Regions from separate parts of the Homo sapiens genome. Here regions 1 and 2 are each linked to region 3. A link is a contact called in ENCODE Hi-C or POLR2A ChIA-PET data. All regions are on one chromosome and are shown on one strand. Each heading gives the region's core, a stretch centred on a gene start or an enhancer-like site at or near the end of the contact. The rest is flanking DNA. Distances are from core to core; before and after follow the strand shown. Region 1 has its middle 13 kb from the start of ENPP6. Region 2 overlaps STOX2 (storkhead box 2). Region 3 holds the start of CDKN2AIP (CDKN2A interacting protein).

What was found. A loop is a pair of places that touch in the nucleus more often than their neighbours do. ChIA-PET counts read pairs that join two places held with the same protein, here RNA polymerase II (POLR2A). Pooled maps may share reads with other maps.
Region 1: a pooled map shows a loop between it and region 3 (3-fold over the local background). The contact joins the enhancer-like site here to the promoter of CDKN2AIP in region 3. A Hi-C loop is called at or near these places in 1 of 168 maps with a recorded cell type or tissue (naive thymus-derived CD4-positive, alpha-beta T cell), 1 of 37 single-sample maps with no recorded cell type and 8 of 50 pooled maps. POLR2A ChIA-PET finds 5 or more read pairs at or near these places in 1 of 52 experiments (MCF 10A).
Region 2: a map of esophagus muscularis mucosa shows a loop between it and region 3 (3-fold over the local background). The contact joins the enhancer-like site here to the promoter of CDKN2AIP in region 3. A Hi-C loop is called at or near these places in 1 of 168 maps with a recorded cell type or tissue (esophagus muscularis mucosa) and 6 of 50 pooled maps.

What each region holds. Positions count from the first base shown.
Region 1 is chr4:184,228,874-184,231,976 of GRCh38, forward strand. No RefSeq gene overlaps it. Among named protein-coding and RNA genes, the nearest start is that of ENPP6, 13 kb to the left of the region's middle. Within about 2 kb of position 1,343, at least 3 of the 41 ENCODE cell types and tissues checked have a DNase peak (open chromatin) inside an H3K27ac peak, as active enhancers do.
Region 2 is chr4:183,983,387-183,986,443 of GRCh38, forward strand. All of the region lies in intron 1 of STOX2 (storkhead box 2), which reads left to right. Among named protein-coding and RNA genes, the nearest start is that of STOX2, 80 kb to the left of the region's middle. Within about 2 kb of position 1,357, at least 2 of the 41 ENCODE cell types and tissues checked have a DNase peak (open chromatin) inside an H3K27ac peak, as active enhancers do.
Region 3 is chr4:183,443,342-183,446,342 of GRCh38, forward strand. It overlaps CDKN2AIP (CDKN2A interacting protein), which reads left to right and starts at 1,295. Exons shown (of 3, transcript NM_017632.4): 1 at 1,295-1,728; 2 at 2,194-2,324; 3 at 2,747-3,001. The coding sequence starts at 1,457. RefSeq lists a silencer at 770-1,319 and an enhancer at 1,600-1,749.

The sequences.
Region 1 (3,103 bases), core at 93-2,592, 790 kb after region 3:
CCTGTAATCCCAGCTACTCGGGAGGCTGAGGCAGGAGAATCGCTTGAACCAAGGAGTCAGAGGTTGCAGTGAGCCAAGATTGCGCCACTGCACTCCAGCCTGGGCGACAGAGCGAGACTCCGTCTAAAAAAAAAAAGAAAAGAAAAAAAACCGAGTGTTCATTGTGGTCAACCAGCCCTATACTACCTTGCCTCCCATTACACTGACCTCCTTTCCTACTAATCTCAATCATGCGTGTGTCCCACTTGCAATAACCTCCTTGTTGACAGTAGCTCAAGCCAGATATTCTCTGCCTCTGGGCCTTTGCACTGGCTATTTCCTCTACCTGGGAATGCTCTTCCCCCCGCATCCACATAGCTCCCTCACTTTCTTCAAGTCCTTGTTTACATGTCATCTTCTCAATGAGGTCTAATCCCATCTAAAGTTGCAACCGCACATCCTGAAAAGCTTATAATGCTTTTTATGGTTTGTAATATTTAATAGGTTTATCACCTTTTAATACACTATATAGATGACTTCTTTATTATGGTTATTGTTTATGGTCTGTGTCCACTTACCTCTGGCTCTAATGTTAGCTCAGTGAGGGCAAAGATCTTTGTTTTATTCACTGTGTATTCCAAGAGCCTGGAACAAAATAAGGCTCCCTAAGCACTTGTTGAATAAATGAATCTGTTAAGTGGATCAGGGTCTCTGGTGCCCAGTGGAGAAAAGTAGTATGGTGGGGTGACCAACTTGTTCTGATCTGCCTAAGAGTTTCCTGGTAATAGCACTGAAAGTCCCATGTCCCAGGAAAGCCATCACTCCCGGGCACACTGGGATGGGGGATCACCTAGAATTTGGGGGGAAGTGGGGTGATTGTAAGGGCAGTCTGCTTGTTCTATCAATTGTTCTGTGAATTGCATGATAGATGGAGAACCAGTGGAGGACTAGTGAAACCCTCCCCTCAGTACTGAAGACAGCAAGCCACAAAGAACATTTTAAAAGCTTCCAGAGATAAAAAGCAGATAGTATACACAAGAACAAGAATTAAGCTAGCCTTAAAACTGTCATGAAAATTTGAGGGGTCTGATGAAAATGTTCTCAAGCCTTCAAGACCCCTTTACTCTCTTTGTCTCTCTCTCTCTCTCTCTCTCTCACACACACACACACACACACACACATACACACACACACAATGAACATTCTCTTGGAAGATGTATTCTTCAGAAGGGAAACAAATTCACGAGTTGCTTCAAGTACGTATGATCAAAGGAAGAAAGGAGGAAAAGAGAGTCCCTAACAACCCAGTCTATGATCTCTGGATCGCACGGGGCAGCCTCTCTGTGGTGGCTTCAACCCTGTGGGACTCTTGCTTGGCTGGAAGCCAAGCCTCCAGCACCGTGGCTAGGACCAGGGAGCTACGCAATAACTCCGCTTCCGTAACCACTGTTTCCTGGGGGCAGGAACTTAGAGAGTCTCAGACTGCTGAATGCTTCTTCCTGTAACTAAGACCTGGAGCACAATTCGGGGAAGGAACGGGTGAGGTCCCCAGAAGATGCTGGGTTTGGGCACGAAACCGCAGAGCCCCTCTCTCCCTGCCAGCCCCCGGCCAGCCAGAAAGCCCAGAAAGCAGCACTGGATCTGAGAGATGTGGGCCCGTTGTCAGCTTCCACCTTCTCTCCCTGGACTCTACCCGCCCAGATACTGGAGGGACTACATAGGCCCATTCATTGCAAAGAATGTCCCCTAGTCCTTCTCAGAGAGGGCAATGTGGGGCCATTTCACTGCAGCTCCTGGATGAGGAGACAGACCGCACTGCTCGGCACAGCAAATCACTAAACCCTGCCCTTAGCCCCCAGGAGGAGGTGAGGTTTCCAGATACACAAATGCTCAGCCCTCCTGCCTTCCATCCTGTGGGTCCCAAACCTGGGCATTTGTGAGAGAAAATAATTCCACCTCCGAGTATAAATTGCTTTTAAAAAACAAAAGTCCCAGCTGGGCATGGTGGCTCATGCCTGTAATCCCAGCACTTTGGGAGGCCAAGGCGGGTGGATCACCTGAGGTCAGGAGTTTGAGACCAGCCTGGTCAAGATGGTGAAACCTGGTTTCTACTAAAAAGAAAAAAATTAGCTGGATGTGGTGGCACGCACCTGTAGTCCCAGCTACTGGGGAGGCTGAGGCTGGAGAACCGCTTGAACCCAGGAGGCAGAGGTTGCAGTGAGCCGAGATCATGCCACTGCATTCCAGCCTGGGTGACAGAGCAAGACTCCATCTTAAGAAAAAAAAAAAAAGGAAGTCTTTTTTATTCTAAGCATTGTTTCCAATATGCAAAAATAAGGAAATCTTTCCATTAGGGAAATCTTTCCATTAGAGAAATCATGTATATAGTTTTCAAAGCTCTTTCATTTTTTTTGAACCTCAATACAAATAGGTAGGGCCATTCTCACTTTTCTCTGTTTATAGATGAAAACATTGATATCTAGAATTAAATGTGCTTGCATTTATGCACTGTTATTTCCTTAAAATAGTGTCACAAAAATTATAATAAAATCACTGTATAAGCAAATTTTGAATTCAAATACCCCAGAAAAAATAAAACACTACATAATTCCAAAGCTGAAAGCCAGTGAATTGTAAAATGTTTTTATACTGTTGCCACAAGCTACCACCATATGAACAGGAAAACAGAAATACCAGCCCCCGCTTTCAGTGTCCTAGAAATCATGCTGCTATTTCAGGTGTTGGAACTTCCAGGAGGGATTTCTGTGTGTGGTTGTGAGGCTGGTCTAAGCAAATTTGTCCCTTTACCAACTGTCAGGTTGTTGTGGTGGACACCGGTAGCCTACCAGGTTAGAGCTAGGTATGGCCTATACAAGCCCAGCCTCAGACTACTAGTTGGTCTGTCAAAATGAAGTTAAGGCTATATTCTGCCAAGCGGACAACTATTTATTAGTAAGCAGGCTAAAGATAGTTTGGGTGTCCTGCAGTACAATTCTGACAATAACCATCTGGAGTTAATGTCAGATTCCTCATGTTAGGAGCACTGTCCCCAGCAAGACTGTCCCCATTTCAGATGCCAGCTGTAATTCCAGGTCTCCAGACCACCTGTGCCTGACCAACTAAC
Region 2 (3,057 bases), core at 107-2,606, 540 kb after region 3:
TACTGTGACCTCAGCCACATGCTAGGATCTCACGTGCTGTGTTTTATAAGTGTGTTTTGAGTCGAAAGGAGGTTTAGTGGAATATTGTCACAGACTAGGATTGTTTTCTCCCCGACTGGTGCAGTCTTGAAAAAGGAAGAGAATCTTGACACCGCAGACTTCTGAGTTGTGATAGGAGTCCAAGAAGTCCCTGGGGGAAGCCGCGTCTGACCATATTGTCAGCATCCCTTCCCTCCTGGGAGTTGCCATGAGCTTATAAATGTTTTTGGAGAATGGAGGTGTCAGGCTTCTTTGGGAGGAGACTTACTAAGGGCCATCTAGCAAATGCTGAGTGAAACTCATTGCAAATATAAAGTGGGCCATTTTCCTATCCATTAAAGACTGTTCTTTAAATTTTTTTTAATTGATTAATTTTTAGAGAAGGATCTTGCTCTCTTTCCCAGGCTGAAGTGCAGTGGTGCAATCATAGCTCACTGCAGCCTTGAACTCCTGCCCTCAAGTGATATTCCTGCCTCCCAAAGTGCTGGGATTACAGGCATGAGCCACCGTGCGCCATGTTCTGAATCTGACCTTGGGCCACCCCTCTTGCCTTCTCTTCCTCTACTTCCCAGTAATGAACCCTCAGCCCCAGGCAGGCCTGCCTGCCTTATGATCCCCACCTCCCTCCCATCCACACCTCCACACCTTGTCCATGCTTCCTCCCTGCAGGTCAGTCCTCTCCTTCCTTCAGCATAGATTTAGGGTCTGCTGTTGGCTAGCCACTTTCAGGGATATACCTGTAAACACAAAACATGCAAAAAGTATCCCTGCTCATGGAGCTTATGTTATGACATATGGGCTGTGCTTTCTCTTTTCTTTCACCTGTCCAGATTCTAGAACAAGTTGGCCTTTCCGTGGAAGCCATTGCTGACTGTTTCGACCCCGGTTCTTTTCTTCAAAATTCTTGGGGGCACTGGTTACCTGTTCCTCCCCTTTGAAATACACTGCCTTGTATTTTTGCACTTTTTATATGTGAGTATCTTACCTCCTCAAGTACATTTGAAGCTTCTTGAGGGCAGACACCATGTCATTTGTCCATGAGAGAGTGTGCACCAAGGTTTGTATACTCCATATGTACACAACCTTAAAGATTAAAATTTAAATTCCTGAACTGACCATAGGACTTTGCAGTTAGGCACCTGATAAATATTTTTAATTGATTTAATGGTATTTATTGCTGTCTGCTTTTTCAAGTGGAGCAGCTCTAAGAGCATGCGAGACCATTAGCCATCAAGCGTTTATTAAGATCCTCCCCGTGTCCCTATGTGACGCTGCTATTTAATCTGCTGCCAAGGACGCAGGCGAGTGCCAAGCACAGCCTCTGCCCACACTTCATCAACTGAGCAAATCACCTCTGCGGTCCTCTGTGTGATGTTCGTAAAGCTTTACTGTAACACCGAAGCTGTTATCCAAAGATGTAAGAGGCACGGGGCCAGGAGGAGGACTGCTAATGATGGCTGCATGTGATTCTTGAGCTCATCTTGCCATCAGACGCCGAGATTTAAAGCATCAGCAGACCGTTCTTGTCTTTGTTTCTCAGTGGAGGCCAATGGTGTCCATTATGAAACCCACCGTACTCTCGGTAGGGCAGCAAGATGAGCTTGTGGTGGTTTTGCCTGACCGTGTATATTCTTTTCCATGGTCCTTCAATAAAAGTCTACTCAGGGGCAGTCGTTAGGGGTCATAGACCCCAGCAGAAGCAACTTCTACGGGAGACCCCACTTGTGACCTTGACCTCATTGGTCCATGTGCCAAGTAAGCAGATTGTGTTCAATCTAAATTTAAAAATTGACATATAGGTTTTGACATTTTTTTGTTTACAGTGGCTTTTTTATTTTAATTATCAAGAGGTAACACGTGTTGTTGAAAGAACAGACTTTCAACAGCAATGGTTGTTGAAGATGATTCATGTAGGAAGTCTGTAGAACAGCATACATAAACGTGTAAAAGGTAAAATTGACTTTCAGTGGCTGAAAGAACAGACTCGAGAGCCAGCTGCCTTGGGTTGAAATCCCATCTCTGCCGTTCACCAGCTCTGTGAGCTTCAGGAAGAGAGTTCCCCTCTTTAAGTGGGGCTCACACCAGTACTTAACTTTCAGAGTCCTTGTGAAGATGATGTGAGTTTCTAAGTACAGACATACTAGGCCCATATATAGATGAAAACATGCATGCTTGGATATTAGAAATTATGACTACATTTTTATTTGTACATTCTCATCCCTTCGAGTATTTGGATTTTTTTTCTTTCTCCACATATTTAACCTTTCATAGATCATAGAAGAAACTTGTGTCTTTAACTGTCAGGAGGTGGTACAGTGACCCAGGGCTTCCCAGAAGGCTCTTACACTGCCAGGACTACAGATATGTCTGTTTAGATATGAATTTGTAATACATTTGTTATATGCTTCCATCATTGCATTCTTAAGGTGCGTGTGCTTATTAGGCACCCTGTCTGACCTTACAGTGATCAGACCACGCCCGACAGGAATGGGCTGGATTACATGGGTTTGGGTGGATTTATATCCAACAACACAGCCAGACTTAAAGAGGTTTGATGAAAGGCGAGTGGCTTTGTTTGGAGGCGCTGGTGCTGGGCCCTAGGCTCAGTCTGTGGCATGCATGAGAAGCTAGTGGCTTATCAACGAGGAGAGAAAATCATACCCTAGAAGGGAAAATCAAGACCGTATTTGGTTAAGTATGTGGAGAAAGAAAAAAAAAACAAATACTTGAAGAAAAGGGATGAGAATGTATAAATAAAAATGTAGTCATAATTTCTAATATCCAAACATGTATGTTTTCATCTGTATATGGCCTATTAGGTCCTTATATGCTTCTGATCAAGCATACAAGGTAAAATTGATGAGGCTGTTAAAAAGTGCATCAGTAGCAGTTGGTGTGGAACACATTCTCAAGGGGGTCACAGGGTGACAGATAGTCCAGGACAGGGAGGAGACAGTGCCACGGGGAGGACTCAGCAGGAGGATGCCACGTCGTCAGAGGGAAATGGATACGCCAGAC
Region 3 (3,001 bases), core at 45-2,544:
CTAGAAGCAAAATCACAAAGCTTCAAAATTTCTTTGTGCCTCCGTTTTTATGTAGTTTCTTTTGGTATGGCAGGAAAATGGGCAATATTGTTTTCATACAATAGCTGTATTTTGTTCCAGCATGCACATAAATTACACAGTTAACCTTATCTGATCTTACCTAAAGTGACCTTTTTTTGCTTGCTTATTCTGATTCATGCATTTTTACATCAAAGTCTACATTTATTGAAAGAAAAATTTCATAATTTATATCATTTAACGTATTTATCTTACAGTGCATGTATACCTGGAATGGGAAACGTAACAATAAGCCAGCCAGCAGTTAGAGTACGTAACTGTGGGAAATGTAAAGTGGAAAAAAATATATAGAAGGAAAAAACAGCTCTAACAGGGAGAGAGGTTTGGGGCCCTATAGATAAATAGGTACATTTCCACTCCACCTCCGGACATCTGCCGGTTGGTGGTAAAGCTGTTGATTTTAGGAAATTCTAGAGACAGAGCGTTGTCGGGGTGTTGTTTTCCTACTGACCAGAACAGGAAGGCAATGCCTGGATTAACTAGAGACCTAATAAACTGCGGGAACAAGCCCTACCGCTGCGGGGCCAGGGCCAGCTTCGAAGGCTGCAAGCCTCACGGCAACACGGAGCCAGGTCCTCGTGTGACCTTACTGTCTACTGCTGCTATGTAAGGGGACTGGCACTCCCGCCCTCCTGAAGGCGCGGAGACCCCGACGGCCTCGGAACGCTTCGCTCGGGCACACTGAAAGCAGCGCGAGACGCAGCTCCCAACACTCTAACATGGAGGCCGGCTTTTGTTTGTTTTGGCCCCGCTCACACACAGGCGTCTCAGGGCGGAGACCACAGGCCCCGCGGCTGCGGGCGGCTCAAGGTCCCCCGGGACGCCCCCCTAGCGGACTTTGGCCGCCGCGCCCGGCTGCCTCCCTTGCCCGGGCCCTGCCCCTCTCGCCTCTGCTCCCGGCGCCGCAGCTGACCCGGCGGGGGAGGAGGACGGCAGGAGCGCGCGGCGTCACAAAGCGAGGACAGAACGCCCGGGGTTCCGCCGAGACTCGGTCGTCCCAGGCCAGCTCGACTTGCAGTCCGCCCTCGTGGGGCGGGAGACGCCCGACGCCCGCCCACCTCACCCCCGGGGTGCCCTCCGTGGCCTCACGGGGACGCAGCGTCGCAGCGGCCCCGGCGCCGCAAAGCGTCTTGGGAGCGCCGGCTCGCGCCGGAAGAACGCGAGGGCGCGCGGCGGCGGCGAGGTTATAAAAGGGAAGAAGCCGGCGGTGGGCGGAAGTGGGCGGTTCGGCGGCTCTGGGCGCTGTTGTTTGGTCTTTAGGCCTGCGGAGGGGCGTTATCTGGAGGGCCGCGGGTGCAGGCCGCAGTGACAGGGCCGCTCGCCCCGCTAGTCCTGCCTGTCTCCCGGTGCAGCTGTGTTCGCGGCCTGCAGGCCCAACATGGCGCAGGAGGTGTCGGAGTACCTGAGCCAGAACCCGCGGGTGGCAGCCTGGGTGGAGGCGCTGCGCTGCGACGGCGAGACTGACAAACACTGGCGCCACCGCCGGGATTTTTTGCTTCGCAACGCCGGGGACCTGGCCCCCGCTGGCGGCGCTGCCTCCGCTAGCACGGATGAAGCTGCCGACGCCGAGAGCGGGACCCGAAACCGGCAGCTGCAGCAGCTCATCTCCTTTTCCATGGCCTGGGCGAACCACGTCTTCCTCGGGTGCCGGTGAGTGAGGCAGCGTCCCTAACCAGCACGCCTCGTTTTGTGTGCCACCTGCAGACCGGGGCCCGGCGCCCTCCGCGGGACCGGCCTCGGCGGGGAGGGGAAGTTGTGAAGCGCGGGAATCCGCCGGCCCGGCTGCCCTCTAAGGGGGAGAAGGGCGTCCCTGCGAGGAGCCGACATGATTCCCGGACGTCTGTGTGCCCGGTGGTGTGGGCGCAGCTGCTGGTAGGGTTGCTTGTGTTAGGGAACAACGCTCTTGGGGACGGGTGCGAGATTTAAGATTAGTGAGGAGGTGCCCTGCCTCCCAGACCCTGGGGCACTTGTTTATGGGGTTCCAGGAAACAGTTCTTGGCGGTTGGTTCACTTTCTTGATTGCAGCCAGGAAATGCAGTCCCTGTGGCCTGTTTTTTGCACAAGTAGGACCTTAGAAAAAACACTTTTTAAAAATGACTTTTCCTTCTTTTTCAGATACCCTCAAAAAGTTATGGATAAAATACTTAGTATGGCTGAAGGCATCAAAGTGACAGATGCTCCAACCTATACAACAAGAGATGAACTGGTTGCCAAGGTGAAGAAAAGAGGGATATCGAGTAGCAATGGTTAGCAGATCATAGATGTGAACATACATAGGAGTTTAGAGCATAAGTTTGATATAATTAGGAATTATTGTTACTAATTTTTTTAACAAGCCAGAATTTTTATGTTATTAATAAGTAATAAAGTTGGAATGTTAAACCTAAAGTATATATCTGTGTCTTTAGGCTTTGAATTTGATAGTTTGCTTTGACTGCTTTAGATTTTGAAGTGTCCACTGTTGTCTGATGCTGTTATTTTTTTAATATTAGACATTCATGATGTTATTCAACACTGTTTTAAGAAATTAATGACTCCACACTTTTTAAAGAAACGATTAGTCTTGAAATGTTTTCACTTTGTGCCTTTATTTTAATGTGTATTTGTCTCATCACCCGTTTTGTACGAGGTATTCTTAGTCACATATCTATGTTTTTCTTCTTTTTAGAAGGGGTAGAAGAGCCATCCAAAAAACGAGTTATAGAAGGAAAAAACAGTTCTGCAGTTGAGCAAGATCACGCAAAAACCTCTGCCAAGACAGAACGTGCATCAGCTCAGCAGGAAAACAGTTCAACGTGTATAGGGTCGGCCATCAAATCAGAGAGTGGGAACTCAGCTCGGAGCTCTGGCATCTCCAGTCAGAATAGCTCTACAAGTGATGGAGATCGATCTGTTTCCAGCCAAAGCAGCAGCAGCGTTTCCT